Linked DNA regions of Mus musculus: region 1 is linked to region 2. The links are chromatin loops, found by intact Hi-C in ENCODE. Cell type or tissue: gastrocnemius. All regions are shown on one strand. Links, peaks and the distances in the headings refer to the core of each region. The heading gives the core; the rest is flanking DNA. Region 1 holds the start of Gnl3l (guanine nucleotide binding protein-like 3 (nucleolar)-like). Region 2 has its middle 20 kb from the start of Tsr2.

Region 1 (16,111 bases), core at 2,962-10,961, 100 kb after region 2:
CATACTTATAAGTAACATTATATTGACTGAGCAGGTTGTATTTAGGATTATGTATGTATATACATATACATATATACATACAATAACAATTAATGAAAAAAGGTCAGCCGGGCGTGGTGGCACATGCCTTTAATCCCAGCACTCGGGAGGAGGCAGGTGGATTTCTGAGTTTGAGGCCAGCCTGGTCTACAAAGTAGTTCCAGGACAGCCAGGGCTACACAGAGAAACCCTGTCTCGAAAAACCAAAAAAAAAAAAATAAAAGGTCATGTAAAAGAAAAGAAGAGAACATAGTTTGTATTTTGTTTGGTTGTATTCTTAGGCAGGATCTCACTGTGTAACCCCAGCTGGCCTGATTCTCACTATGTAGCCCAGAGTGGCCTTGAATACACACAGTGATTCTCCTAAAAATTATATTTATAAATAGCTTTGATGTTCAAAATATGTGTTAAACATTAAAAACAGAATTCAACAATGATGAAAACTCCAATACAATTATAAATCTTTATACAACAGTTCTTTTTCTTTCTGAGAAAGGTTTCAGTCCATGGTCCAGCCATGGTATTATTGCTGAACTAAACACAGATGTGCAGGTACCCTTGTACAGTGCCACCTTATGTTCCATTGGCACATTCCCAGGAATGCTAAAGCTGCTCCTTATGCTAGTTGAATTTTTAGTCTTAGTTTTTTGATGTACTCCCATACAAATTTTCTTTTGTTCTTTTCTGGCTTGTCTGTCTGTCTGTCTCTCTCTCTCTCTCTTTCTTTCGAGAAAGAGTTTCTCTGTGTAGTCCTGGCTGTCCTGGAACTCACTCTGTAGACCAGGATGGCCTTGAACTCAGAAATCCGCCTGCCTCTGCCTCCCATGAAGGTGTGTCAGGATCCCATTACAAATGGTTGTAAGTCATCATGTGATTGCTAGGAATTGAACTCAGGACCTCTGGAAGAATAGTCAGTGCTCTTAACAGCTGAGCCATCTCTTCAGCCCTGGATCCAGGTCTTTATATTTAGACAGAAACCAACAGAGTCATTTCTTCAGCCCTCAAACCTCTAAGATAATTCATAAATTCATCAAAACTCCTCTAAAAATCCCAATTGAAATTTTGAAATTTATGTGATAATATATAAAATCACCTTAAAGAACTAAAGAGAAGAAACTGCCTTATCAGATACTAAGTTACACTACAAAACATTACAATCAAAGTAATATTACTGCAAAAACAAAACAGACCTTTCTATAAGTATGTGTGTGTAAAGTTGTCATAATAATTTAATGGGAAAAAGAGAAATTATTTTGTATTTGATGGCAGGAAATCTGGCTTATTGCATGAAAAGAAGGACAACTGTATTTCTACCTACTGCTTAAAAGTGTGATTCTAATATATCTGGCACAGCAGCACAGGCTTTTAATCCCAGCAGAGGAGGCAGAAGCAGGCAGATCTGGTGAGTTCCAGGCCAGCCTAGTCTTGTCTCAAAACAAAAGGAAACAAAACAAAAAATGTGGATCCTACATAAACAGAGATCTAATATTAACCATTAAAACCATGTTGACAGAAAAACAAAAGAATCTTTTTGCAGCCTATAAGGGAACTGCTTTAAAAATTAAATTCCCAAACTAAATCTTCAAAAAAATGCAGTAAAGGCCCACTGCAGTAGCCAACTCAAGTTAGATGTGATGGAGATTCCCTACGTATTCTTATGTTCTATCCTGTTGAAAATACCCAATCGTAATATAATTACAATAGAACAAGAATATAAATTTCAAATTTGGGACATCCTAAAAGTCAAGTAGCCTAGACTCTTCAAATCTATCAATATATTCAAATAGTATCTGGGCAGAGTGACACTCATCTGTAATTCTAGTAGTTAAGGAGGTAGGGGCAGAAGCATCAGAAATTCAAGGTTATCTTCTAATACCTAGCCAACTTGAGATCAGCCTGAGCTACATGAGATCTTGTCTCAAATAACAAGCTCACAAAATACAGAAAAGGTACAAAAAATAAAAGAAAAACATACAACTCCTGACAAAATGTAGGAGTCCATTTATACATTAAAACAGGTTGTGTGTAATGCATGCATGTTGATGAGATGCTGGGATCCAAAAATAGAATTAGCTTTTAAAACATTTTGAGGATAATTGGGTAATTTGAGAATGTGACATGCACATATTTGTATACAGAAGATCTATGCATGCACTAGATATATACATTAATTTGCATTAACTTTTTGGCAGCATTGGGGATGGAATTCAGGGCCTTGTGCATGCTAGGAAAATATTCTGCCACTGAGCTACAACCCCAGCCCTAGACTATATTTAAGTTCATTATTAAATTATTGTGGTTTTTCTGTAGTCTTAGGGATTGAAATCTAGGCCTAGCCCATGCTAGACAAGTGATCTCACACTGAGCTATATCATCAGTCTCCTTTTTGACTTTTTTAAAAAAAGATTTTCTAAAAAGATTTATTTATCTAATAAATATATATCTAAGTACACTGTAGCTGTCTTCAGACGCAATGGAAGAGAGTATCAGATCTCATTACAGAAGGCTGTGAGCCACCATGTGGTTGCTGGGATTTGAACTCAGGACCTCCGGAAGAGTAGTCAGTGCTCTTAACTGCTGAGCCATCTCTCCAGCCCCCTTTTTGACTTTTTAAAATTTTAGACAGGATCTCATTCAGCTGCCCAGGTTAGTCTTGAACTCATTCTGTAGCTCAGATTGCAGGACTAGGGGTGAGTTTGGCTCAGTGGTAGAATGCTTGTAAATACACATTAAGTTCAAAATTCAAACTTAGTACTAAAAAGTACTACATAGGGGCTGCAAATTTAGCTCACCAGTTATGAGTACTGATAGCTTTTTAGGATTGAGGTTCAATTCCTAGCACTTGCAAGGTAGCTCACAACTGTAACTCTAGATACAGGGGATCTGACACCTTCTGGCCTCTCTAGGCAGCATGCATGCACATGATACACATACACGCACAAAGGCAAAACACCAATACACATAAAATAAATAAAATACTGCTAATTATAGTGGCTCATAGGTGTTGCAGCTGAACAGAACTGTTTAATTGCCTCCCTCCCTGGGTAGCTTGTATAGTATTTTTGGAAGCTTGGAAACTAGACCATAGGAAACAGGCTTTCAGGCTAGACCCAGCTCAAATCATAAGAGTTTGTCTTAAGTGTACAGTGTCTTCAGCATCAAGGGCTTACCCTCAAGCTCTGAGAGGCAACCAAGAGCTACATCAATAATCTATACTGTTTTCAGAGTCACTTTGACTACCCTGACCAATCATTTGAAAGGAGTTTTCTCATGCATGGTACTGGGGTTTTGTTAAGCTATGGTTTTTGTGGAAGTATTATCAGCTCAAGTGGTTTAACTTCCTTTAAGATAAAATAAATATTATTATATATTATATATTGTATAAACACACATATATACATTATATATAAATATATTATATATAATATACATGTATACACACACACACAAACACACACACATACACGCACAATTTTAGGTGCGTATAAAATGATTCCTGGATGCTTTATCAAATAACCTTGGTGTTGTTCACAGCCAGAGTTTTAGTTGAGAAAATTGGGTTTGATGCATAAATTTGCATTTCTAAGATCCTCTGGTAGTCCAAGTATCACATTTTGAAAAGCACTAATGGAAAAAATGAGATTATTTGCAAATTTTATCTTCATTCTGTTTCTGTGTTTTTCATGCAACCGATGAGCTTGTATTACTTTACAGGTTGTGTTGTATCATAAACTCTCTTTCATCTGTACTCCATACTTTGCTGTTCCTCCTGGAGACAATCATTTAAGATTGAACTGGGGATGTAGCTCAGATGGTACAGTGCTTGTCTAACATGCAAAAGGTATTGTGTTGGATCCACTGCAGGGCATACATTTAAATTGGGTGTGGCGGCACAGGCTTCTAATCTTATTATTCCAGAGCTGCACAGAGAAGGATCAGGAAGTTCAAGGTCATCCTGCGATACAGAGATTCTGAGAACATCCCGGGCTAGAAGACATTCTGTTTCAAAATCATGAATTTCCTTTTTAAATCACTCTGCCTGTGCAAACCAGGATGATCTTGAATTTCTGATCCTCCAATCTCAGACTCTGTACTCAGGGGATGTACTACCATACCTGGCATTTATATTTCTCTTTATCCTGATCCAATTTTCCCAATGCTACCTATTAAACTGTTCAATCCCCATTGACTTGTGGTGCAGCTCTTAATTTCAGTTGACAAATTTGCTTCCAGCCAGTTTTGTACTGGGTTTCTATGAGAGTTCAAAGATGAACTGTCATTTCTCTGAGGAGTCCTCTCTCCTGTGGTGATGAAGCCACATTAAGAACTATAGTGTACAGGGACTGGAGAGATGGCTCAGCAGTTAGGAGAGCCTGTTGCTTTTGCCGGCGACCTGAGCTCAGCAGCAAGCTTTCACATGCAGATGGCTCACAACCATCAGCAACTCCAGATTCAGAGGATCCAAAGCATCCTTCTGCTCTCCACATGCATCAGGAAGGTATATGGTGCACATACATACACACACACATAACAGCAAACTCACAAACTAGAACAAATCTACAAAAAATTTAAGAAAAAAACCTACTACAGTGTAGTATTGTGATAAAGGATGCTGTGATTCTTACTCAACTGGGAGTCATAAAAACGCTGGTATTAGAAATTTCATAGAGCTACAATAGGTAAATAGAGCCTGTAAATACTATGGCTACTTTGGGGGTCCAGAAGAATCTGGGGTCTAGAGAGAAAGGTAGCAGCCAATCCTGTACTATAAGGGGAGGGAGAGCAAAAGGGCTTGTTTTCAGCAGGAATGAGTTGCAGATGAAGAACACACGTTCTGGGTGGTTGCCTTACCTAGCCCAACCCCCACCCTTAAGGTTTAGACTTGAGGAGAGGGAAAGGACTGGAAGTAAATGACCAGGAAGGAATTAAATTAATAGTTACGCTTTTTGGAGGGTTATCTCACTTCCCAGTCAAGTCAGAAGTTTCCTGAAATGGTTATTAAAGACACCCTTACCTACCCTCGCTTTAGAGATAGGTTTATTTTCTGCAGACACAGGAATCATACATGAGGGAGAAGAGGGTAAACCGGTGAGTGACAATTCCAAAGAGTTTCGGTTGCTGCTCCCGGCTGAGCCTTGCTATGCTTTAGAGTCCCGTGAGACTGGAAAGCTGCTGAAAACAGCGAACTCATTTCAGGTGGGATATACGCAGCCAAATAGACACGTGATTCCGGCGGCCATTTTCTCGCACCCGGTCTGTCGCCATCTTCCAGGAGGACAAACTATTGCCCCCTACCCTCATCTAATGCTGCCAGTGATTACTTTGGTAACAGACTAGAGAAGATACATCCTTAACCCTAGCCAGGAAGCCGCACAAAAGAGTTCGTCTTACAAATAGCTTTTGTGGCCACATGAGTATACACACACACACACACACACACACACACACACAAACAAGACACAGATACACACAACTGCCCCCCCTCCCATCGCCAGGCTCCCGCCCCCCTCTTCGCTATTTCTTTACCCGCCGGCAGCCAGGAGGCGGGGCCAGCGTGGGAGCGGGGGCGGGACTGTGCGGCGCAGCAATTATATCGAAACTCCGCCCTTGCGTCTTACGCAAATTAGGCGGAGCAAAGAGCTGGGCTGGGATCCGGAAGTCTGGGCGGAGCCTAGCTGCGCACTCCTGGACTGGCGACGTTGTGCTTCTAACAGCTCTCCGAGGTCCCTGCCGGAAGTGTAGGTAAGAGACTACTCTCTTTTTTTTCGTGGTGAGTGCTCACCAGGCCAGCAGTATAGTAAAGATTGTTTTTTTAAAGGTGAAACCAGAGATGCTCGCCATCCTGGACTAGAGAGGTGAAAAGCTGGCTCTCTTGTAAAGTAGAAGGGCCTGGAAGAGGGATACGGATAGCTCCACATGTGGCGATGCGCTGAACTGCATTCTGGCGGCCTCCTAGAGAGGCTCTAAAGATGCATCCTGGCTATGTAGAGAGGCACTGACCATGCGTATGAGACAAAATGTCGGTTGCCCTCCGCCTTTCAGGATATTTGGGCGTCATTTCGCATTACTGCCATTTCTCCCATGTAGACAGACGCCCCCATCCATGTGTGAGAAGGTCTATTACGTTTATACTTTCATTGCGTAATGGAGACAGGTGTGTCGACCCATCAAATGGTGGATGATATCATCCCTGCCCTATAAGAAAATAATTTCCAATACAAGGTTGAGCAGGCCGACTTCTGGCTTATTAAGGCATAGGTCTTTAACGGGGCTTGTCCATCTCCATACTGCGATAGGGGAGCTCAGAATTGTGTAATATCTAGAGGAAGAGAGCTCCTAACGTAGAGACCCACCCTTCTCATGTTTACCCTTGTAACCAGTCACCAGACACCATCAGCCCTCAAAATCATTGGAGACAGAGACTTATGGGCAACCACACAGATTTACCCCTCCCCCTTCATTATGGAAAATTAGACCCCCATAGCTACCCCATAAAGAATTGCTGTTTTTCTGACGGTAGTAAAGGCCCACCCAAACTGGCTTACAGTACCTGGGAACAGACTTTAGTCCACTGAGATAATGCTATGCCTCTCAAGTAGACCCTCAGGGTAGAGAAACTCAGGTTTATTTTCTTCCCTTTTGAGGTAGAGACAGAACCCCACCCTCCAAATGATTTATAATCACCAGATTGACCAAGAGAGGGGGCATCTGAGCAGTAGAGATGCAGACAACTCCCCCCTCCCATTTAGCCCAGAAAGCCAGTGATATCACTGATCATCCTACAATGCAGTGCATTCGAAATCTCTCCTCATCCATAGAATAGGAGCTCAGATTTTCTCTACTTTTAAAATTGTATTTATTTATGTATATGAATGCTCTATTTATTTACATGTGCACCTGTATGACAGAAGAGGACATCGGATTCCACGATAGATGGCTGTGAGCTACTATATAGTTGCTGGGAATTGAACTCAGGACCTCTGGAAGAACAGGCAGTGCTCTTAACTGCTCTTAACCACTGAGCCATCTCTCCAGCCTCTTAATTTTTGTTGTTGATTTTTTTTAAAATTTATTACGTATTTTCCTCAATTACATTTCCAATGCTATCCCAAAAGTCCCCCATACCCCCCCCACTTCTCTCCCCCCCCCACTCCCATTTTTTTGGCCCTGGCGTTCCCCTGTACTGGGGAATATAAAGTTTGTTTGTCCAATGTGCCTCTCTTTCCAGTGATGGCCGACCAGGCCATCTTTTGATACATATGTAGCTAGAGTCAAGAGCTCCGGGGTACTGGTTAGTTTATAATGTTGTTGAAGCTACAGGGTTGCAGATCTCTTTAGCTCCTTGGATACTTTCTCTAGCTCCTCCATTGGGGGCCCTGTGATCCATCCAGTAGCTGACTGTGAGCATCCACTTATGTGTTTGCTAGGCCCCGGTGTTGTTGATTTTTTTTTTTGAGACAGTTTTTTTTTTTTTTTTTGTGGGGTGTGTGTGTCCTGGAAATCTCTCTGTAGACTAGGCTGGCCTTGAACTCAGAGATCTGCCAGCCTTTGCCTCCTGAGTGCTGGGATTAAAAGTATGCATCACAACTGCCAGATATTTCTTCTCACCTAAGGTAAAATGAGAGATGCACACTTCCCAAGGGAGGAGCAAATTCATTGAGTTTATAATTGCATGGCCTTATGCCTTGTTTTTTACTCTCATAGAGAACCAGAAGCCGGGCGTGGTGGCCCACGCCTTTAATCCCAGCACTTGGGAGGCAGAGTCAGGCAGATTTCTGAGTTCAAGGCCAGCCTGGTCTACAGAGTGAGTTCCAGGATAGCCAGAGCTACACAGAGAAACCCTGTCTCGAAAAAAAACAAAAAAAAAAAAAAGAAAAAAAAAAGAAAAAAAAGAAAACCAGAGGCCCTATTCCCTTCAATACTAATGTGCTGTTGACTTCAATCCACATGAAATCTATACACATCATTCTAGTCTTCTAGTCCACCACCTATGGAAGGATTCAGAATAGCTTCCATCAGGCAAAAGTGTGTGGACCCTACTCATTCAAAGCTGCCCACTTTCCTTCATACTACCTCATCATGGAAATAAGCATAGCAGCTTTGCCCCTCCTTGACAGATGAGTAATGAGACCCAGGCTCTATCTTCCCCAACAATTACAAATTGCGTGGACTAGTGTCCTCCCGTGTAGCAGAGACGCACATAGAGACATAGCCACTGTGCCGGATTCTTTAGTCAGTGACCCAAGAACAGAGGAACAAATGACATGTCCTTCCTCTTGCCAGGGTGCAGACCCTATCCACATAGGCAGGTGAGATGCCCCTGCACCGCCTCCTGACATTAGCATTGACTTCAATCTGTGCAGCCGAAAGTAAGGATTCTGAGGACCTATTTCTCCAGGATTGACTCCCGGGATTTGTTTCCTTCCCCCTCTTGAAGGGTAGATGACATGCAGAAGCTCCCTTCAAAAAGCACACTATCACTCCTCTTCACTGATGAAACATATTATCTGTTCTTCCCAGTGTGGAGGTGTTTAGCACCAGTCTTTTACCTGGGATATGATACTACAAGTACCCACTTGTATCAATTATTGTATCAATAATTGTATTGGAGGCATGGACTCCATCCAGGAAGAAAGGTTCTGATCTATTTCTTTCTTCGAGTGATATAATACTGCTTTCCTTGTGTCTGCTAAGCCATATTAGGCCCTAGATCCAGAATAGTATTCTCCCAATTTCCCAATTGTTTAGAGCTTCCCGATCATGTTCTGTGACATTTTATTTTGCCTTTCCAGGGCTTAAAGGAGAGTTGTGGTTCCTAGGTCTGTCTTCAAATTCCTGCTTCTGTTCCAACAGGAAGAAGCAGACAGATTTGAACATCTCTGTTTCCAGCTTCTCTGATCATCATGATGAAGATTAGACACAGTGAGTTTCTTCTACTAGTCTCTTCAAAGCCTATACATTTAATAGTCATAGTATTTTTCACAACAACTTTGCTGTCTTGTTTATTTATTTATGGGAGGTTGGCCTTGAACTTGCTATGTAGCTGAGTCTGGTCTTGAACTCTTTTTCTCCCCAAGACAAGAGTTTAATTGTGTGGCCCTGGCTGCCTTGGAACTTGATATGTAGGCTAGGCTGGCCTCAAACTCAGAGATCCACCTGCCTCTGCCTCCCAGTGCTGGGATTACAGGCGTGTTCCATCATATGTGGTTGCTTTTTTTTTTTTTGAGGCTAGCCTCAAGCTCTTTTAAGTACTCCATTGTGGCCTCAAACTCCCTTACCATCCTGCTTCAGTCTCTCAAGTATTGGGACTGTAGGAGTGTGTTGCTGTGCTCAGCTCACAACTTCAAAACTACTCAGTATGTTCCTGCTCTCTCAGTCTGGGTCTTTTACATATGATATCTTTGATAGTCTCATGATTTCTTGTAGTTCTTTCTCCCGTTCTTGTTTTATAAATAGGAAAATGGAGACTCAGCAAGGTTAAGTGACTGAATCTGAGGTAAACAGCAGTTAATATCATGTGATGCTGCATAGTAGGCCCTAACATCTGTCTTTAGAACTTAGACCTTCGGGGCCTAGCAAACACAGAAGTGGATGCTCACAGCCAGCTAATGGATGGATCACAGGGCTCCCAATGGAGGAGCTAGAGAAAGAACCCAAGGAGCTAAAGAGATCTGCAACCCTATAGGTGGAACAACATTATGAACTAACCAGTACCCCGGAGCTCTTGACTCTAGCTGCATATGTATCAAAAGATGGCCTAGTCGGCCATCACTGGAAAGAGAGGCCCATTGGAAACGCAAACTTTGTATGCCCCAATACAGGGGAACGCCAGGGCCAAAAAGGGGGAGTGGGTGGGTTGGGGAGTGGGGGTGGGTGGGTATGGGGGACTTTTGGTATAGCATTGGAAATGTAAATGAGCTAAATACCTAATAAAAAATGGAAAAAAAAAAGAACTTAGACCTTTCAGTGGATCCCATAAGTTGTACCAGTTCTATGCTGGAGCCACATTGATTTCATCTCACCTCTTTTTTAAAATTAGCTGGATAGCTTTGGCCAAGTCACTTAATTCCTTAACTCCATTTTCCTTATTTACAACACAGAGGTCATTGATTATAATATCCACCCATTTGTATTTGAGGATTTTATTGATTTTGTTCATTTTGACAAGAGGGTCTTTCCAGGTAGCTTGTGCTAGCTTTGAACTTGTCATCCTTCTGCCTGACTCCATCCCTGAATTGCTGACTTTACAGATGTCAAGAGGCACCACATCTGTCAAGAGGAATTTCTTTTTGAGCCAGTGTCTCATGTAGTTCAAGCTGGCCTTGAAGTCACTATATAGTTGAAGATGACCTGGAACAGACGGATCTTCCTGAATCCATCTCCTTAGTCCTAGGGTTATAGGCTGATGAAACCAATTCCTGGTATAGGATTCAAAACTGTTTCTTCATTTATGTATGCATGCATGTGTATGTATATGTGTGCAACTGTGTGGTATAGCACATGCATGGAGGTCAGAGACAACTTGTGGTAATCAGTTCTCTCCCTCTACCACCTGTGGGCCAAGGGGATTGAACTCAGGTTGGCACGCTTGATGACAGGTATCCTTTTATCCATTCAACCATCCACTGGGGCCCAGGAGAGGTTTTGGAGATTGTGTCTCACAATATTTCTCAGTCTGGCCCTCAAATGCTGAGCACAAGCTATCCTTTTACCCTAGTCTCCTGAGTTTCTGGAATGATGAAGAATTCATGAATGTAAAGAGATGAAATGGTTAGGGCAGTGCCTAGCACTTTGTAAGCACTTTCTGTGACTACAGTCGCTTCTGCATTTCCATTGGAGACTCTTTTCAAGGTCTCTGGCAGGTATAAAATCAGTGAGCACTCAAGTCTTTTTGTAAAACAGCATAGTATTGTCATCATAGCCTACACACACTTTCCCCTGTAATTCAAAACATTTCTAGGTTCCTTGTAATACAATGTAGAGTACAAGTAAATAGTTGTTAGACATGTTTAGGGAATGATGACAAATAATATCCAGTACAGATAGTTTTTTAATTACATGAATTTATGTATGTCTGCTTGTATATATTCATGCCATGGTATACATGTGAAGGTCCGAGAACAGCTTTCAGGAGTGAGTTCCTTTCACTGTGTGGACCCCAGAGATTGAGCCCTAAGGTCTGGTGGCAAGTTCCTTTACTCACTGAGCCATCTTGCTGGCCCATAGATGCAGTTATTGTTTCACAGTTAGTTGAGTCAATAGATGCATCACCCATAGATATGTAGAGTTAACTATGCTATAAGTATTTGAATAAAAAATTGAGCCAGGCATAACAGTGGACACCTTTAATCCCAGGACTCAGGAGGTAGAGCCAGGAGAATCTCTTGAGTTCAAGGCCAGCCTGGTCTACAGAGGGAATTCCAGAACAGCCAGGACTATACAGAGAAACCTTGTCTCAAAAATATAAATATATATACAAATATATACACACATATATAGATAGATATAAAAATATATATTTATATATATAATTTCCCCAGTTTCACTAGGCATGATGATGCATACTTATAATCCTAGCACTGAGAAGACAGAAGTAGGAGAAATATTACAAGTTTGAGTCTTAACTACATAGGGAATTGTAGCCAGCTTAGATTATATAGCAAGAACTTGTTTCAAAACACTGCCAACATCCAGACTTGTGCTCCTTGGAATTTAGCTCCCTAAAAGATGCTGCCATCACATTGCCTGATTTCTGAATGTTAGACATTTCTTAACTAAATCAGACCCAGTGGATGAATTGCTGTTCTTTCTTTCAGCCTTCAGAACTTGTCTCTTTTCTCTCTCATTTTTAAAATTCTTATGTTTTTATTGATGTAGTGTTTCACTCTGTAGCCCAGGCTGCCCCAACACACTATGTAAAGAGCCTCCAGCAGCAATTTTCCTACCTCTGCCTCCCAAGGGCTGAGATTACAGGCATGAGCCACCACACCGTGCCGGGGTAGATTTTTTTTTAAAATATATTTTTTTAAAGATTTATTTATTTATTATATGTAAGTACACTGTAGCTGTCTTCAGACACTCCAGAAGAGGGAGTCAGATCTCTCGTTACGGATGGTTGTGAGCCACCATGTGGTTGCTGGGATTTGAACTCCTGACCTTCAGAAGAGCAGTCGGGTGCTCTTACCCACTGAGCCATCTCACCAGCCCGGGGTAGATTTAAAGTGTATTTAGGTACATTTTTTGTAGTGATTGGTATCAAAATCCAGGACCTTGTGTGGACTAGGCAAGTGATCTCTACCTGAACTTTATCCCCAGATAATTTTAGTTGAACAGTCTTGAGGGATTATTTAAAAGGCAGAGTGTTTTATAATTTAAAGAGTTTACAGTAACCAGGCATGGTGATTCACACCTCTATTCTCGGCATGCTGAAGACAGAAGTAGGATTACTGCAAGTTTTAGGCCAACCTGAGTTATATGTTGAGATACTTCTCAAAAAAGAAAAAAAAATCTAGATTGAGGACCTAGCTTAGTGGATAAAGTGCCTTCCATGTAAGCATGAGGACTAGAGTTCAAATCCCTAGGACCCACATAAAAGCTGGGCAGCCTCTTGTTATCTCTGTACCTCAGGGGCAGGGATAGCAGTCCGTGGGGTACCGGTAAGCTGGCTAGGTAACGTTAGCCAGGTCAGTTAGCTCTGGGTTCAGTTGAGAGGCACTGTCCCAATAAAGTGGAGAGGAACTGAGGAAGACATGTGATGTGAACATTGGGCCTCCACATACATGCACATGTACCTCCATACCTACTTTGTGCCTCACATATGCAAGCATATATGTGCAGCACATGCATCATATCCACATTCACATGGAAATTAAAAAGCAAATTATTAGTTGGATGTGGAAGTTAATGCCTGTAATTTCAGCGCTTGAGATGCTGAATCAATAGAATTGCTGTGGGTTGCAGGTACACCTGGGATAAAAAGTGAGACACTGTATCAAATAAACTCAAAAATGCCCCAGACCCCAAACCTCATAATTGCAAGTATTGGTGGCAGAGTTTTTGCTGGAGGCAAATAATCTGGAGGTAGCCTTTTTGCTGGCCATTTGATTAATACACATTAGTAAAGATATCCTGGTGGGGCAACAGAGGGAAAGGAGGTGCCTGTATGACTAAAGAATGAATGCAAGGTTTCAGTATCTAGGAGACTGGACATGTAAACTTGAAGATGGTAGAGAGGCATCTGAGACTACTTTCAGAAGTTCAGGAAACTGAACACAGTGCCCCCTTTAGTCTAGTCATGAATGGATGGTTGGGCGTTAGTTGCATAAGGTCAGTGTAAGGGTAAGAGTAATTGTGAAGGTAAGGATTAGAGTTAGGTAGGGTTAGTGTTAGGGTTAGGGAAAAGGGAAGGGTTAGTGTTAGTATTAGCATAAATGTAAGGGAAGTGTTAGGGGATGGTTTTGTGTTTGGAATTGGTATTGTAGTAGGGAAAGTGGTAGGGGTAGGGTTAACAGTAGGGGTAAGGGTAAGCTAAGAAGAAAAGGTAAGTGTAAGGTTAGGGTTAATAGTAGAAATGGCCAAGGGGTAGGGGTCAGGTTGGGGCTAGGCATACATGTAGGGGAAATGGTAGGTGCATGTGTTGGAGTTGGAATTAGGGTTGGGCCTGGTTTAGGGTGGGGTATGGGTAAGGTAAGAGGTAAGGCTAAGTATAAAGGTAGGGGTAGGGATTGGGTTGGGGTTGGTGTATTGGAAGTGCTAGGAGTAGCAGTATGGTTAGTGGAGAGCTTTAGAGGTGAGGATACCAAGGAAGTGGGAAACCCAGGTTATTGGAAGGGCCACCTGGTGACCTCCAAGTGGATGGTGATTGAACTTGGTTGGAAAACAAAGCTGTAAGCCACAAACTTCAGTAAATGAGGAAAAGTGACTCTTTAGTGACAGACACAGCAGAATGATAGGGACCCCAGAAAAGGAGCAGGGTTTTTTTTTTCCAAGACAGGGTTTCTCTGTATAGCCCTGGCTATCCTGGAACTCAATTTGTAGACCAGGCTGGCCTTGAACTCAGAAATCCGCCTGCCTCTGCCTCCCAAGTGCTGGGATCAAAGGAGTGCGCCACCACTGCCCGGCTGGAGCAGGGGTTTTATTGTACTTTTTTTTTCCTTTTTTAACAAGATGGGGAGATATAGTTTCAGTCTGACAATGGTGAGTCTGGAGGACACCTCCTATCCCTTCTGGGCTCAAGATTAAAGTTCCAGGAAGAACATCCATCTTTTGAAAAATCTTACAAGTAAACCTTTGTTGCTGGGAGAGCTAAGACCAAGGGTGGGAGGTTGGCCAGCCGTCCTGAGGAGAGGCTAAAGGCATCTAAGAGTGCTGATCACCTATATATAGGAGTTCTAGAGGACATCAAGGAAAGTTAGATGCCAGGGGGAGGACGGAAGGGACAGGTGAAGTCAGTGCATCTGTGGGTATGCAGGGACATTTGGGTGGGAGAATATGAGAATAAGAGATATAAGGGGCAAATCTGTGTTAGATACTGATAAGAGAGTTGATGGTTTTAGGCCCAGATATTAGTAGATGCAGTTAATGGGTCTCAGGAATTAAAAAAAATTCAGTTATGTATGTATGTGATGGTGTATACCTCTATCTCCAGCTACTGGGGAGCTTGAGGTAGGAGGATTGCTTGAGTCATAGTTTCAGACCCGTCTGGGCAACATAGTAAGACTCACCTCTCTAAAACAAAAACAGTTCTTCAAAATCATATATCTAGGTAGGTGTTGGGCAGAGTAAGAAGCTGATCTTCCAGCTACATAGTGGTAGATGTTTCCCTAAGAAACTGTAGTAAAACCTGTGGCCAGAGGATCCTGAGTGCTGAGTAGTGACTGATTCTATCCCCTTCCCCCCTTTGTCCTCCCACTCTTTCTTTTCCTCTTTGAAGTGGATGCTTTCCTTTGAGTGATATCTTTTCTCTCATTGCTTGCCTGTATCCAGTGCTAGGACTCCTTTATCAAGGAAGTTAGGGGTGTGGAAATTGTTGAGTAAAAATACTGAGACCTAGTTCATTCTAGCTATCACCTTCCTTTTGCGGGGTTTTTTTTTTTTTTTTGGTTTTTCAAGATGGTTTCTCTGGCTGTCCTGGAACTCACTCTGTAGACCAGGCTGGCCTTGAACTCAGAAATCCACCTGCCTCTGGCTCCCAAGTGCTGGGATTAAAGGCGTGTGCCACCACCGCCCCACCTTCTTTTTTGTTGCAACAAAGTACTTTGGAAGTAAAGACTTGAGGGCTATTTTGTTGTTTTCAAGCAGCAACATTGCTGGGTTTGCTGGCTCATACCTGTGTTCCCAGCATTTGGGAGGCTGAGGCAGGACGATTGCAGCAAGTTCAAGACCAGCCCAGCCTACATAGTGAGACTGTATTGCTATGGCAACTAATATTCTGGTCAGATTTCTACCATCGCATTATATATTTATTGTTTCCTTTAACTCCCACTTTTTGCTAAACTGATTACAAACATGTTACCAGAGTTAAATAATAGCTTCTTTGTTCTTACCCATTCAGAGTGAGACTTGTAGCACATTTTGTGTTGTTGATTTTTCTGGTGCCCATCTCTTGATTCTTGGAAATTGTTGAAATTGATGTCTTTGTTCCCAGCTAGTCCCTTAGGATTTTCTTATTGGGTTTTAAGTTACAGTTCTCAGCCATATCACCAATTAATCAACTTCCTGTTTAACCCTATTTTGTTTGGTTTACTTTGCAGCCTTTATTCAGACTTAATTTTTTTATCTCCTATTCTTCCCCTTTCCTCCTCTTCCTACCCCACCCTCACTTGGACCTTGAACATATTGAATATATTTCTACAATAGTCCCTAATTTTTATTTTTTGGCAGTAGTCTTACAAGGAAGGAAATTTTCTTAACATAAAAGTGGTCAGATAGAGAGGAATTTGGCTGGAACATAATTAATCCCTTTCCTCAGGACTTACTGAACTTCCTTATTTATTTATTTATTTATTTATTTATTTATTTTAGTTTTTCGAGACAGGGTTTCTCTGTGTAGCTCTGGCTGTCCTGGAACTCA
Region 2 (16,111 bases), core at 4,437-12,436:
AGGGTTTTAAAGCCTGAACCCATAGTGGCACACCTACTCCAATGAGGCCACACTTATTACAACAGGGCCACAACTTCTAATAGTGCCACTCCTTGGGCCAAGCATATACAAACCATAACAATTTCCCTGATGGCTAAGAAAATTGAATGTTTCTTTAAGTATTTCTTTTTTGTTTAAGTGGAAAGATCCACTTTGGCTTTTTGATACAGGGTTTTTCTGTGTAGCCCTGACTGTCCTGGAACTCACTCTGTAGACTAGGCTGGCCTTGAAATCAGAAATCCGCCTGTCTCTGCCTCCCAAGTGCTGGAATTAAAGACATGTGCTACCACTGCCCCGCTCTTTAAGTATTTCTTAAACCATTTGAGTTTCCTCTATTAAGAATTTTCTGTTTAGGTCTTATTTCATTTTTTAATTGGTTTATTTGTTTTGGTGATATCTAGTTTCTTGAGTTCTTTATTTATTTTGAACTTTAGTCTTGTGGAGAGACTTTCTGAGTGCCACTTGACAAGAATCTGACATTGGCCAAGGACAAGGAAATGGACCAATTGACAGGAATCTGACTTTGGCCAATGATGAGGAAATAGACTGCTTCACAGGAATCTGACATTGGCCAAGGACAAGGAAATGGACCACTTGTCAAGAATCTGACATTAGGCCAGACAAAGAAGTAAATCCTGGCAGGAATCTGACATTAGCATGACAAAGAAGTAAATCGAGGAGCGACCTTGACTTTAACCAAGGACAAGGAAGTGAGAATCTGATTTTAGAGTAGAACAAAAGAAGTAGGCTTCAGGCAAGATTTTGGGCTAGGTCATGGAAGTGGGCTCAGGTATTTTGGTTATTCTGACAACCTCTTGGAAACATCTGTCACAGGACTTTGCTTACTGCCTTGCTAGTTCCTTATTGTACTGCTAACCCTTAATATTTGCATGTAATTAAAATGGTATAAAACATTAAAACTGCCTTCAGTTTCAGAATTGACTGGGGTCATGCTACAATGTTGTCTAATTGTCATTTTCTTTTTAATCCTCACTCCTGCGAGGGAGAACCTGTCGCCTGACTGAACAGCCTTGGTCATAGCCCTCTATTGGGTGTGTAGTTCGTAAAATTCTTCTCCCATTCTGTAGGCTGCTGTTTTGTCCAAATATCTGCGATTTTTTTTTTTTTTTTTTTTGGTTTCATGAGGTTCCCTTTACTGATGGTTGATGTTAGTGCCTATGCCAATGGTGTTCTGCACAGAGTCTCCTGTGCCAATGAGTTCAAGGTCATTCACCACTTTCTCTTCTATTAGGTTCAGTGTATCTGCTTTGCAGGGCAGTAAGCATGGGTCTATTTGCATTCTTCTACATGCAGACATCCAGTTTGACCAGCACCATTTACTGAAGAAGCTGCCTGTTTTCCAATGTGTGTTTCTGCTCCTTTATCAGGAATCATGTGTCCATAGATGTGTGGATTTATGTCTGAATCTTTAGTTTGATCATATTGTTTTATGACAATACCATGCTGTTTTTATTTCTATAGCTTTGTAGCAAAACTTAAATTGGGGATAGTGGAACCTCCAGCAGTTCTTTTATTATTCAGGATTGTTTTTGATATCCTGTTTTTTGTTTATTTGTTTTTGCTTTGTATTGGTGTGTGTGTGTGTGTGTGTGTGTGTGTGTGTGCGCGCGCGCGCGCGCGCGCGCGCTTAAGAGTGTGTGTGCATGTTTCCATGTGAAGCTTGAGATTATCATTTCAAGATCTGTGAAGAACTGAATTGGAATTTTGATGGGAATTACATTTAATCTGTAGATTGCTTTGGTAGGATGGCCATTTTACTTTATTAATCCTGCCACTCTATGAGCATAGGAGATCTTTCCATTTCCTGATATATTTTTCAATTTCTTTCTTAATTGTCTTAACATTTTTAGTTTTTTGTTTTGTTTTGTTTTGTTTTCAAGACAGGGTTTCTCTGTGTAGCCCTGGCTGTCCTGGAATTCACTTTGTAAACCAGGCTGGCTTTGAACTCAGAAATCCACCTGCCTCTGCCTCCCAAGTGCTGAGATTAAAGGTGTGTGCCACCACCACCCTGCTTAGTCAGGGTTTCTATTCTTGCACAAACATCATGACCAAGAAACAAATTGGGGAGGAAAGGGTTTATTCAGCTTACATTTTCCTCACGGCTGTTCTTCACCAAAGGAAGTCAGGACTGGAGCTCAAGCAGATCAGGAAGCAGGAGCTGATGCAGAGGCCATGGAGGGATGTATTACTGGCTTGCTTCCTGGGGCTTGCTCAGCTTGCTTTCTTATAGAACCCAAGACTACCAGCCAAGAATGGCACACTGTTTTTGTCTTTCTGCTCCTTGTTCAGTACATTGTCATCTTGGACTATCTTGATGACTCAAGACAGATTTACATCTTTTTATGTCTAAACCTAGCCACTGTAATACAGACAATATTTATAAATATTGTCCAAGATTGTGTAAATTTGACATTTGTTTTTACTGTTTCCTTTGCTGTTTTGATTTTTGTTCTTTTTCTTTTTTTTTTGAGACAGGGTTTCTCTGTATAGCCCTGGCTGTCCTGGAACTCACTCTGTAGACTAGGGTGGCCTCGAACTCAGAAATTTGCCTGTCTCTGCCTCCCAAGTGCTGGAATTAAAGGCATGAACCACCACTGCCTGGCTGTTTTGATCTTTTTATTTGATGGAGTCCCACTTATTTTTTTCTATTATTGCTGACAACTGTTTTAATTAAATGTTATTAAGACCCAAAAAAGTATGTCCTTATGATTCTATGGATTTTTTTGTCTCCCCCTTTTTTGTTTCTGATTTTGTTAATTTGGATATTCTCTCTGCCTTTTGTTCATGTGGTTAAAGATTGCCAATCTTACTGATTCTCTTAAAGAACCAACTCTTTATTATATTAAATCTTTGTATTTTGTTTGTTTTTTGTTCATATTTTATTGATTTTTAGTCCTGAGTTTGAGTATTTCTTGCCATCTACTCCTTATGAGTGTAATTTTTTTCTTTTTGTTCTAGAGCTTTCAGGTGTCCTGTTAAGTTACTAGTATGAGATTTCTCGAATTATTTTATGTAGGTACTTAGTACTATGAACTTGCCCCTTAGACCTGCCTTCATTGTGTCTCCCTATAAGATTGTGTATATTGTCTATTCATTTTCATTCAATTCTAGAAAGTCCTTAATTTTTTTTCTTAATTTCTGTCTTGACCCATTTTTTTTAATCCAGTGGAGAGTTGTTCAGGTTCCATGACTTTGTAAGCCCTCTGTTGTTGATATTCAGCTTTAATGCATGGTAGTCAGATAGGATACAGCGAGTTACCTCAATTTCTTTTACCTGTTCATGCTTGCTTTGTGTATAAGCATATGGTCAATTTTTGAGAAAGTTCTGTGAGGTTCTGAGAAGAAAGTATATTCTTTTGCATTTGGGTGAAATGTTCTATACATATCTTTTAGGTTCCTTGGTTTATAATTTTAGTTAATGCCAGGCTGCATCCTGCCTGCTGCTGGGGTGCCTGGAATGATGCTAGAATACCATTCAGGGGAGGCAAAATTCAGTCCATAATGGTGGTCTTCAGTCCCTGTTTCCTGAAGTGGGAAAAAGCAGAATTTGGAGTATGGGACGATTGCTGTGGTTCCCAGCACTGCAGGCAAACTGCTGGAAGTTGTGAACCAAGCAGGATCCCTGGTCCATGCTTACCCTAAGGGCATCCACACACCTGGCAAGAAGGGGAAGACAGAGCCCAGGATGGAAGTGGAACTTGGTTTCCTTCCTAGTGAGTGCTGAGAGTTCAGAGGGGCTGCAAGAGAGAAGGCCCTCTCCTGGAGATTTAGACGTGGCTCTTAACCTTTGATGAAGAGATAGATGGCCCTTACTTGTTCAAACTGCTGTATTTGAAGGTGGATGTGAATATACACCTCATTCAGGATGAACCAAGGATTAAATACCTTTTTTGAGAAGGAATGCCTAGGAAGGGAAGCTCATTGGCTGAATACTCCGGGCTTCAGTCTTGTTACCCCCCACCCAATACCTGATCATGTTACCCTCTTCACATACCCCATCCCCTTTTCCTTCCGGGTTCCTCCCTCCCTTCCCCCAACCCCTGCTTCTCCCTCCCAAGTGGGACTGAGGCATCCTCACTTGGGCACTTCAGCTTGTTGAACTATGTTGAGTTCTGTGGACTGTATCTTGGGTATTCTGTACCTTTTTTTTTTTTTTTTTGACTAATATCCATGTATTAGTGAGTACATATCATACATGTCCTTTTGGGTCTAAGTTACCTTACTCAGGATGATATTTTCTAGTTCCTCCTATTTGCCTGCAAAACTCAGGATATCCTCGTTCTTAATAGCTAAGTAGTATCCCATTGTGTAAAAAACAAAAAAACAAAACAAAACAAAACAAAAAACCAAAACATTTTCTGTATCCATTCTTCTGTTTCAGAACATCTGGGTTGTTTTCAGCTTCTGGCTATCACAGATAAGGCCACTATGAACACAGTAGAACTTGTGCTCCTGTGGCATGGTGGGGCATCTTTTGTGTATATTTCCAAGAGTGCTATAGCTGGGTCTTCAGGTAGATCTATTTCCAATTTTCTGAGGAATCTACAGATTGATTTCCAGAGTGGTTGTACCAGTTTGCAATCCCACAAGAATTGAGGAGTGCTCCTCTTTCTCCACATCCTCTCCAACATGTGTTGTCACCTGTGGTTTTGATCTTAGCCATTCTGATTGGTGTAAGGTGGAATCTCAGGGTCGTTTTGATTTGCTTTTCTCTGATTACTAAGGACTTTGAACATTTCTTTAGGTGCTTCTCAGCCACTAGAGATTCCTCTGTTGGGAAATCTTGGTTTAGTTCTATACCCCATTTTTTGATTGAGTTGTTTGGGTTTTTGGTGGTTAGCTTCTTGAGTTCTTTATATATTTTGGATATCAGACCTCTCTATCAGATGTGGTAACCCCACATCTGATTTTTTTTCTGAATCTGTAGGTTGCTGATTTGTCTTATTAACTATATTCTTTGCGTTACAGAAGCGTTCCACTTTCATGTGGTCCCATTTATCAATTTTTGATCTTAGAGTGTGAGTCACTGTAGCTCTATTTAGTAATTTCTCCCTGTGCCAATGAGTTCAAGGCTCTTTCCCACTTTCTCTTCTATTAGATTCAGTGTATCTGGTTTTATGTTGACGTCCTTGATCCATTTGGACTTGAGCTTTGTGCAAGGTGACAAATATGGTTCTATTTTCATTTTTCTACATATAGACAGCCAGTTAGACCAGCACCATTTATTGAAGATGCTTTCTTTTTTTCCACTGTATATTTTTGGCTTTTTTTGTCAAATATCAATGTGTGTAAGTGTGTGGTTTTATTTCTGTGTCTTCAATTCTATTCCACTGATCAACGTGTCTGTCCCTGTCCCAATACCATGCAGTTTTTATCACTATTACTCTGTAGTATAGTTTGAGGTCAGGGATGGTGATCCCCCCCCCCCGCCTTTCTTTTATTGTTAAGAATTGTTTTCGCTATTCTGGGTTTTTTCCCTTTCCAGATGAATTTGAGAAGTGCTCTTTCCATGTCTTTGAAGAATTGTGCTGGAATTTTGATTGGGATTGCATTGAATCTATAAATTGCCTTTAGTAGGATGGCCATTTTTACTATGTTAATTCTTCCAATCCATGAGCATGGGAGATCTCTCCATTTTCTGAGATCTTCTTCAATTTTTTTCTTGAGAGACTTGAAGTTATTGTCATACAGAACTTTCACTTGTTTGGCTAGAGTTACTCAAGATATTTTATACTATTTGTGGCTATTGTGAAGGGAGTTGTTTCTCTAATATCTTTCTCAGCCTGTTTATCCTTTGTATAAAGGAAGGCTACTGTTTTATTTGAGTTAATTTTATTTATTTATTTTTGGGGGGAGGGGTCGAGACAGGATTTCTCTGTGTAGCCCTGGCTGTCCTGGAACTCACTCTTTAGACTAGGCTGGCCTTAAACTCAGAAACCCACCTGCCTCTGCCTCCCAAGTGCTGGGATTGAGTTAATTTTATATCCAATCACTTTGCTGAAGTTGTTTATCAGCTGGAGAAGTTCTCTGGTAGAATTTTTGGGGTTGCTAATGTATACTATCATATCATCTGCAAATAGTGATACCTTTCTTTTTTTGCCAATTTGTATCCCCTTGACTCTTTTCATTGTCTTATTGTTCTAGCTAGCACTTCGAGTACTATATTGAATAGAAGAAGCTCAGATCAAAGGCCCAGAAAATGTTTTCAACAAAATCATAGGAGAAAAGTTCTCCAACCTAAAGAAGAAAATGCCTATCAACATATAAGAAGCATATAGAACACCAAATAGACTGGACCAAAAAAGAAAGTCCCCTTGGTACATAATAATCAAAATACCAAAAATACAGAACAAAGAAATAATATTGAAAGTTGCAAGGGAAATAGACTAAGTAGCATATAAAGGCAGGCCTATTAGAATTATACCCAACTTCTCAATAAAGACTCAATAAAGCCAAAGGGTCTGGACAGATGTGCTGTAGACTCTAAAAGACTAAGATGCCAGGCTAGACATAGTACTATACCCAGCAAAACTCCAAATTAATATAGGTGGAAAAAACAGATATTCCATGATAAAACCAAATTTAAGCAATATCTATCTATAAATTCAGCCCTAGAGCAGAAGATGCTAGAGGGAAAACTTGAACCTAAAGAGTGAATAATCCAGGCTCAGTCCTTTCTGCTGGGACAGACTGCTAGCTAGTCTGCTCTCCTGAAGACACCATATCCTGAGGCATCCCAGAAGGTGGTACATGTCTTTAATCCTAGCATTAGGGAGGCCAGCCTGGTCTACAGAGTGAGTTCCAGGACAGCCAGGGCTATACAGAGAAACCCTGTCTCAAAAAACCAAAATAAATAAATTAATTAATTAAGAGGAAAATAGCGGTCACTTTTGGAGGGACTTCCCTTTGCAGAAAGATTTAAGGAATACTGGATCTGATAAGGAATTGTTAGGAATGGCGATGGTGGCATTACAGGAAGTGAGGGGTTTAGGAAAATGGTATTACAGAAAAGTAGAAAATGGTATTGGATGGAGGAGAGGATCACTGAAAAAGAGCAAAAGCTGGGAGACAGCCCTGGCCACTGTTGGTGGCAGCTCAGGGAAGCCCCCAGTGGAAAAGGACTGTTACTGCAGTAAAGAAGGGCTACTTTTGGATTTGTTCAATTATGGAGGCTTACATCTTTGAATATTGAAGTCCCTATCACATTAATTTCACACACATTTGTTTTAATTGGTGGTGGCTCGTGCCTATAATCTCAGCAGGAAGATTGCCACCAGTTCCAGGCCAATCTGGGCTTCATGCAGGCAAAACATCTGTCCATACACATAAAATGAAACTGCAAATTTAAAAAGCAAGCAAAATCAAAGCATTTATTGACCGTCTACCACGCATTATGTTCTGGGACGGCAGGCAGAAGTAAGATGAACTGAGTCCCTGTCCTCTCTGTTTATTCTGGTTAGGAAAAGACAACTAACAATAGCATGGATATGTGGTTATATGAACAAACTTCAACTTTAGAAGTTGAAGTATTCATGATTTTGTATTTCTCCAATTAAATGAAAACCACTGTAGGTTTGGACTTTTATTCACCAACAAGTTGTCCATTACCGTGCTCTTGGATGTTTGCTTCCTCTAGCTTATCCAGGAATTGATACACACAGCAAAGGAGGCTGCTCAGATACAAAGGGGTGGGGACTGAAGGATGTTCTACTGCCATGACTGTCAGTGTATGTCATTGCCACAACGTGTCGCTATTGACCACTAGTCAGCTTCCATCTGCCGCTGCGGGCCTATCTGGCCACTTTTCCTACTATATACTTAAATACTCCTCAAAGACAGTACTTGCTCTGTGGCCCTGGGTTCAGACTGAGGCGGGGTTTGTCTGTCATAAACTCCCATTCTCCCCTTTCCCCACGATTTCCCCAGGCATTCTCTTTCAAATTCTGAAATTCCTCTTCTTGCGGAAAAGAATTTGGTTCCCCCTAAGGACATTTCTATAGCAGATTTCTGTTATTGCTGGTGTTTTTGATTCTTCATTCAAAAAAAAAAAAATCTTCCAAACCTAATTTCCCCAAAGAAGATCCAGGCTCTAGTGGACATTTATGTTGTACTTGGTCTCTCAGGATTCATTAACTATTCTTTTGATAACAGAAATCATGTTGTGGGCAGTTTAGTTTAGGGTTTTGTTTTTGTTTTGTTTTCTTTTTGTTTTGTTTTTTTTTAAAGACAGGATTCTACTGTCTCCCACAGGCTGACCCAGAACCAGAGGTCCTCCTACCCCTACCCCCTTGAATTCTGGAATTGTGTGTGCAAACCCCTATCTCTGTTGGAAGATGGTTTTACTCCCTGGTCCTGAGGATGGACCCCAGGGCTTTGTGCACGATAGGCAGGTGCTCTACCATTGATTTACACCCAGACCTTATAGGGTTATACAAATGACAATATCTTCCCATTGGATATGATTTGGGGCTGTCAACTGTGGTATCCTGCCCTCTAGTAAAATTAAATTAAATTAAATTAAATTAAATTAAATTAAATTAAAAAATGTACACAGGCCCCAAGTCAGCTCAATTTAGATTAAGGTAGTGCATTTCCCAAATTCTAATGCCCATACAAATCACATTGGGGTCTTATTATAACCTAGTTCCAAGTCAGTAGGGCTTGAGAGCCTTTGGGCCTACAAAGCTCCCAGGTGATACTGGTCTGTAGATTATCCTTTGAATAAAACAGAAGTGAACAATAGCTAGTATACCTTCATCCAACTACAGCAACCTGGAAACCACATTCTTCAGTATTCCCTTTCATTCTCCATTCTGGAAGAAAAGGGAAGGGGTGATTTCCGTTCAAAACATACACACAGAGACACACACACACACAAATGCCATGCTGGGCATTGCTCCTCCCATTTCTCCTACACTCTTTCTCTTATGGCATAGCTTCATGACAAAGTACTTGCCTATTGTAACTGAGGTTCTGGGTTCAATGCCCAGCATGGTGTGTGTGTATGTGTGTTTGTGGTTGTGTGCCTATGTGTACATGTGTGTGTGTTTAGTGCACACATTTGGCTGTCTATCTGTCCCCAAACAGCAAATAGCCATGTTTAGTGGCTTACACTTGTGATCCAACTTCATGAGAGATGGTGGCAGGATTTCTGGGAGTTCAAGGCCTACCTGGTCTAATAATCAGCTTCAGACCAACCTGGGCTACAGAGTGAGACCCTGTCTTGGGAGGTGGAAACCATGTCTTGAAAAACAAACAAAACAAAATAACAACAACAACAACAAAAACCCCACTTGATAACTTGATAGCACATGTCTCCCAATAATTGACAAGGAGAGGCAGGAAGATTAGGAACTCAAGGTTATCTTTGGCTACATAGCAAATGGGCTACATAAGACCCTGCCTTAAAAATGAACAGAGTGCACAAGAGATTATTCCTACATAGCAGATTTGAGGCCAGACTGGAATGTGTGAGTTTGTTTAATAAAATGGGTTTTCAAACATAATACTGTCATATATTGAAGATAACAGAAAAAATGGACAAACAACAGTATTCCCATTTACTGTTTAAGTTATTGAAAGTATGTGTTCAAAACATTTAACATTAAAAATACAATAGTTTACTGAAGGCTTGAAAGAGATATATTTAAAAGGTGATTAGAGTTTTTGTCTCAACTTCTTACCAGAAAGTAGATCTTCTAACTTCAAAATATCAGGCTGTAGCAGATTGTTACCATTGATATGATTCTTTCAGAAAGTTCTTATTTCAATAAATAGAAATGAAACACACTTTTCTCTATAAATATTAATCTTTGATTAAAACCCTCATCTGAAATTCATAGTTCATGGATACCATTATAGGTAAGACCCAACAGTTAGAAATTCCAGGAACTTTTAAGCTTTGGCTTCTCCTAGGCAAGAGCTATTGTTCTTTTGGGGTTTCCATCTAGGTCAGTTTCTAGAGGGGAGGAAGCAACACCTCTCCATTGTTCATAGAGTGGCAAACATTTTATTTACATGGCTTTTTCTCGAAGGCTTCATATATTTCTTGATATCAAATATAATGAAAAAAATATGTTCCCTCAAATGTTAGTTTACAATAGGCTTATTATTCCATATCCTGTCACAATTTAATAGGGCCCACCTATACATTTAAAAAGGGGGGTTGAGCCGGGCGTGGTGGCACACGCCTTTAATCCCAGCACTTGGGATGCAGAGGCAGGCGAATTTCTGAGTTTGAGGCCAGCCTGGTCTACAGAGTGAGTTCCAGGACAGCCAGGACTACACAGAGAAACCCTGTATCAAAAAAAAATTAAAAATTAAAAAATAAAAAGGGGTTGAATTGCTAATACATCATTCATTGGAATTTTAAATATTAATCTGAGAAAGTGTCCCCTCAAAATCACTCTGTGAAAATTGACAGAAGTTTAGCCCAGCCTCAATACCATACTTATAACTTTTTATTTTAATTAGAATTTCTTGGTTAATCCTCACAGCAGCCCTGTAATATTTGTGTGAATGTGCCCTGATTATCCATTGAAAAAGCTGGGGCTCATAGAAAGGGAGATATTGGTCCCTAGAAATTATTTATCTGGGAGTCGGCAGAGATTTACCTCATAGTGTTCATTTATACAATGTATGCTGTCATGGATGTTGTGTCTGGCCGTATGGTTTATGCATAACATAAGGGTGTCCAAACCAGAGGATGTGTGTGCTCTAGGCAGAACCTAGGTTAAACAGAAGAAAAGTGCCCTGCTTTTTGAGATAGTGTCTCACTAAATAGCACAGTCTGCTCTCAAGGTAAAGTGTGATGGGATCCCTAGGCTCATGAATTTTTATAGGGAAAAGAACTCTGGGGCTGGAAAGATGGCTCAGTGGTTAAGAGCACTGACTGCTCTACCAAAGGTCCTGAGTTCAATTCCCAGCAACCACATGATGACTCAGAACCATCTGTAATAGGATCTGATGCCCTCTTCTTGTGTGTCTTAATATAGCGACTGTGTACTCTCCTACATAAACTAAAAATAAAAATCAAACAAAAAACAGAACTCTGATGGGGCGGGGGGGGGGGGGCACCTAGCCTTTCCCTGGCAGTTCACTTGGGCTTGTGTGCACTTTCTTCTAAGTTCAGTTTGGGTCTCGGTCTGTGGAGCTGGAGCTGTAGCTCAGGATCTGTGTGAGGGCTCCAGTTGAGAGTTTACAGGACTCTTCTGGATGTTTAAGCCTTAGGTATAGATGTCTCATACACCATCCTGCACTCTTAGACTCACCTTCCTCATATGTAAACTTACCTTCTGGCTAACTCAGCCTCTCACTGCTGCGGTGAGTTCTGACCTCTCATTCTCAGTAAAATGGACCAAGTCTTCAAATTTCAAGTCCAAGTATACCACTCTAATCATTTCCTACTCTTCTAGTTGACTTACCTGTCCTATGGGAAAAAATGTTCTTGTTTAAGTCACATTTCCTCCTGGAGAGGGTGATATTAAGGTCAGCTTACAGGTCAGACAGTGGGGGGTGCACAGGTTTAATCCCAGCACTCGGGGGGGGGGGGGCAGAGGCAGGTGAATCTCTGAGCTCAAGGCCAGCCTGGTCTACAGAGCGAGTTCCAGGATACCCAGAGTGACACAGAGAGACCCTGTCTTGGAAAAAGAAAAGAAAAGAGAGAAAAGAAAGACAGCTCCAAGGATTTGAGGGTGTTGTCTCTACAACCACAAAGCACCAACCCCTATTAACAATTATGTGAGCTTGACAGAAGACCCACAAGCCACATAAGATTGTATCCTGGGCCATATATAAAATTGTGATAAGATCCTGCACAGAGGACCTAGCTAACATGTGTTTGAACTTTGTCATGGTGCTGCTCAGGTGGAATCTCATTGCATAGACCAAACTGGCCTATAACTCAGGATTCTCCTAAGCACTTGAGTTGATTAACTTCATCACTTATTTATTGGTGCTAGATATTCGTGATCATTAACAGAGTTATCAACTCCATGTAGAATCTCCTAGGAGAACACCCTCTTGGCTTGTCTGAATGAGTTTCTGGCTTTGGGTTACTTGAAGTGGGAAGACCCTATTCCATGGACTGGGGTCCCAGCTTTCATCTGTGTTCTTCCTGAGTGTGGATGCAATGTGACCAGACACCTCCCACTCTTGCCGCCATGACTTCCCTGCCAAGATAGATTGTACCTTCAAAATGTGAGCACAACCCCCCCCCCAAAAAACTTTCCTTCTTGAAGTTGCTTTTATCAAGTATTTTGTCATAGTGATTGTACTGGCTAGTTTTGTGTCAACTTGACACAGCTGGAGTTATTACAGAGGCATTTTCTCAACTGAAGCTCCTTTCTCTGTGATAACTCCAGCTGTGTCAACTTGACACAAAACTAGCCAGTACAATACTATTCTGGTCTTGGAAAGTTCGGTTTGAAAAGTGCAACTGAATGGCAAGAGTAATTTTGTAATTTCCTGTTGTCTTAGTTATGGAATAGAAACCCTGACTAAGACAAATTGGTACCAGCAGAGTGGGGTATTCCTGTGACAACCTGACCATGTTTTGGGGAGGACTGTGGAAGGACTTTGGAACTTTGGGCTTGAAGATCCATCCGTTGTTAAGAGCTCTGTCGGATGTTGTGTAGGAGCTTGGAAGATAATGTTGAGAACACTGCAGAAGATGGAGGTCTGGTTTGTGAAACTTCAGAGGGAAAATTAAAGACTCTTTTCAGGGCCATTGCTGTTTTGATTGTGAAGATTCTGTAGTTCTGGTTAGCTGAGGCTGAAGAATCAGCTGTGATTAACAAGATACCAGAACTACCAAAGCAACAACTTTGCATTACTGGGACTATTGATGCTGGTTAGCTGGAGCTAAGAAATTAGCAGTGATTAAGAAGAGACCAGCATCATTGAGGTGACATCTTCTGGGAAGTGTTTTCTGAAAGCACAAAGAGGCTGTGTTCCAGAGATGGCCAAGGTTGTACTCCTGCTGCAGCAGGACTTGGTAATATGTAAGGGTCACCCAGGTGGTACTGGTTTTGAAGGCATGAAGGGGTCACGCAAAGCAGCTGAGGCTTGGCACTGTGAGAGGCCATGGAAGGCCATTGGTGAAGGTGCAGCCTCAGTTGCAATTGAAGGCCCAGGACTGAAGGGGTCATGCAGTGTTTTGGAGATGCCAGTACCATGAGATGACCACCAAGAGCAGCAGCAGCAGTGGAGTACAGGCATCTGGAGCCTAGAGGATGACACGTGTCCTACAAAGGGCATGGCTAGAGAAGTGACCCAAGCCCTTGGAGAAGCCCAGAAGATCGTGAGTTGGATCCCAGACATTGGATGGTTGGAGGTTGATTTTTGCTTTTGATTGTGACTGTGCCCTGATAGTTTCCCTCTTGAAGGAAGAAACTGTTTTAGTGGAGCCCACAGTTAAGAGACTTTTAATTGTAAAAAGACTTTGGATTTTAAAAGAGATGGATATTTTAAAGAGATTGAAATTTTAAGACTATGTAAAGACTGTGGGACTTTTAAAGTTATTTAGATCTTGGGAATAATAAGATTGTAAGGGTTGAGGCTTGCTAGTGATGTTTTTGTGTGTCAAGTTGACAAGGGGTCAATTGTACTGGCTAGTTTTGTGTCAACTTGACACAGCTGGAGTTATCACAGAGAAAGGAGTTTCAGTTGAGGAAATGCCTCCATGAGGTCCAACTGTAAGGCATCTTCTCAATTAGTGATCAAGGGGGAAAGGCCCCTTGTGGGTGGGACCATCTCTGGGCTGGTAGTCTTGGGTTCTATAAGAGAGCAGGCTGAGCAAGCCAGGTGAGGCAAGCCAGTAAAGAGCATCCCTCCGTGGCCTCTGCAACAGCTCCTGCTTCCTGACCTGCTTGAGTTCCAGTCCTGACTTCTTTGGTGATGAACAGCAGTATGGAAGTGTAAGCCAAATAAACCCTTTCCTCCCCAACTTGCTTCTTGGTCATGATGTTTGTGCAGGAATAGAAACCCTGACTAAGACAGTGATTAAAAAAAAAAAAAGTAACTAATATAGAAAACTGGTACCAAGATGGGAAGGGCATTGCTGTGAGAAACCTGACTGGACTTATGAAGTTGTTGTCAACTTAAAACAAACTCAAGTCAGCTGGGTAGAGAGGTCCTCAGTTGAGAAAATTCCTCCATCAGGTTGTCCTGTAGGCAATTTAAAAAATAAATATTCCTTCAGCCACCAAATTCAGGCACTATTGCATATGCCAGCAAGATTTTGCTGAAAGGACCCTGATATAGCTGTCTCTTGTGAGGCTATGCAGTGGCTGGCAAATACAGAAGTGGATGCTCACAGTCATCTATTGGATGGAACACAGGGACCCCCAATGGAGGAGCTAGAGAAAGTACCCAAGGAGCTGAAGGGGTCTGCAACTCTATAGGTGGAACAACAATATGAACTAACCAGTATCCCCAGAGCTCGTGTCTCTAGCTGCATATGTAACAGAAGATGGCCTATTTGGCCATCATTGGGAGGAGAGGCCCCTTGGTATTGCAAACTTTATATGTCCCAGTACAGAGGAACGCCAGGGCCAAGAAGTGGGAGTGGATGGGTAGGGGATCAGGGCGGGGGGAGGGTGTAGGGGAATTTCAGGATAGCATTTGAAATGTAAATGAAGAAAATATCTAATAAAAACTGAAAAAAATATTCTTGACTAATCATTGATTTGGGAGGATCCATCCAGCCCACTGTGGGCAATGCCACACCTTTGCTAATGGTCCTGGATGCTATAAGAAATGAGCCTGAGCAACCACATAAAGGAATTGAGTACAGCGCTGGTCCTCTATGGCAGCAGTTCTCAACCTGTGAGTTTGTGACCCCTTTGTGGATCAAAGGACTCCTTGACAGGGATCATGCCTAAGACCACTTGCATATCAGATATTTATATTATGATTCATAACTAGAAAAATAACAGTTATGAAGCAGCAACAAAAATAATTTTATGGTTGGAATTCATCACAACATGAGAAACTGTATTAAGGGGTCACAGCATTAGGAAGGTTAAGGGCCATTGTTCTATGGCTTCTGCTTCGGGTTATGCCTTCAGGTTCTTGCCTTGAGTTCCTGTCCTGTCTTCAAGATGGTCTGTGACATGGAACTGTAAACCAAATAAATCCTTTCTTTCCTAAGTTGCTTTTGGTCGTGGCCTTCATCACAACAATAGAAAAACAAATGTGGACTCGGTGACTTTATAGTTTTGAGATCTTTGGAACTGGTTTGTGAATGAACTATGAAAGACTTGGGGTTGGGGTCTAGAAAAGCCAGAAAGCACTATAAAAGCAGGGTCAATGGGACATTCTTGGGGACGTTTGAAAACAGGAGTGCTAAGAAAAAGACAGTACAGGCCCAGCTCACGATGTTTCAAAAGGAAATAAAAACCCTACCACGGACCAAGGTAGAGAGCATTTGAGTTGTATTTGAGCAAAGAATCTGGTTTCCTACTCCATGCATCCCAAGAAGTGGAGTTAAGTTGAGTTCAAAAGTAATAGAGTAATTTGTCTAGTGGAAGAGACCTAGATAGGAGTGTTTGAGCTGTGACATTGTCACTGCTTAGCCAACACTTCAGTCAGAGCGACGGGTGGAGCAAAAAGATAGGAAAATGTGATGCTTGGTGAAAAGAGAACATTTAAAGCTGCAGACAAGATGGGTCCTGAGAAAGTACCTTGTAACTGCTAAAGAGGTTAGCAAATGGTCAGCCCTGAAAATATACAAGTAACATTATATGGACTGAATAGGTTTTTTAAATGTATATTACATACACACACACAAAAATCTATGTATGCAATAATAATTAGTGAAAAAAGAGGCCATGAATTTGAAGAGTAGGGAGGGTCATATGGGAGAATTTGGCAGGAGGAAAGAGAAAGAATAAACGTTGTAACTATACTAAAATCTCAAAAAAAAAATTTAAATTTAAAACAAAAAAACTGAAGAAAAAGAATGAGAATTTGAGAGAGAGAGAGAGAGAGAGAGAGAGAGAGGAGAGAGGGGAGAGAGGGGGGACTGGGTTAATGAGTCATCAGTGATTAA

What was found. Peaks named below come from ENCODE experiments on the same cell type or tissue, not always from the same donor. Only the 100,000 strongest peaks of a DNase experiment are listed, where the experiment ranks them.
Region 1: a loop joins it to region 2, with 2.5 times the contacts of the local background. A loop is called at or near these places in 3 of 42 quality-filtered maps.

The regions. Positions count from the first base shown.
Region 1 is chrX:151,006,871-151,022,981 of GRCm38, reverse strand. Gnl3l (guanine nucleotide binding protein-like 3 (nucleolar)-like) reads left to right here and starts at 5,660. Exons shown (of 16, transcript NM_198110.2): 1 at 5,660-5,781; 2 at 8,893-8,961. The coding sequence starts at 8,943. In gastrocnemius, for the core only: a CTCF peak has its summit at 5,966; DNase peaks (open chromatin) are centred at 4,914, 5,290, 5,633, 5,955 and 1 more place; H3K4me3 peaks cover 1,954 bases; H3K27ac peaks cover 1,687 bases.
Region 2 is chrX:151,108,683-151,124,793 of GRCm38, reverse strand. No RefSeq gene overlaps it. Among named protein-coding and RNA genes, the nearest start is that of Tsr2, 20 kb to the right of the region's middle. In gastrocnemius, for the core only: CTCF peaks have their summits at 7,166 and 7,807; DNase peaks (open chromatin) are centred at 7,228 and 7,822.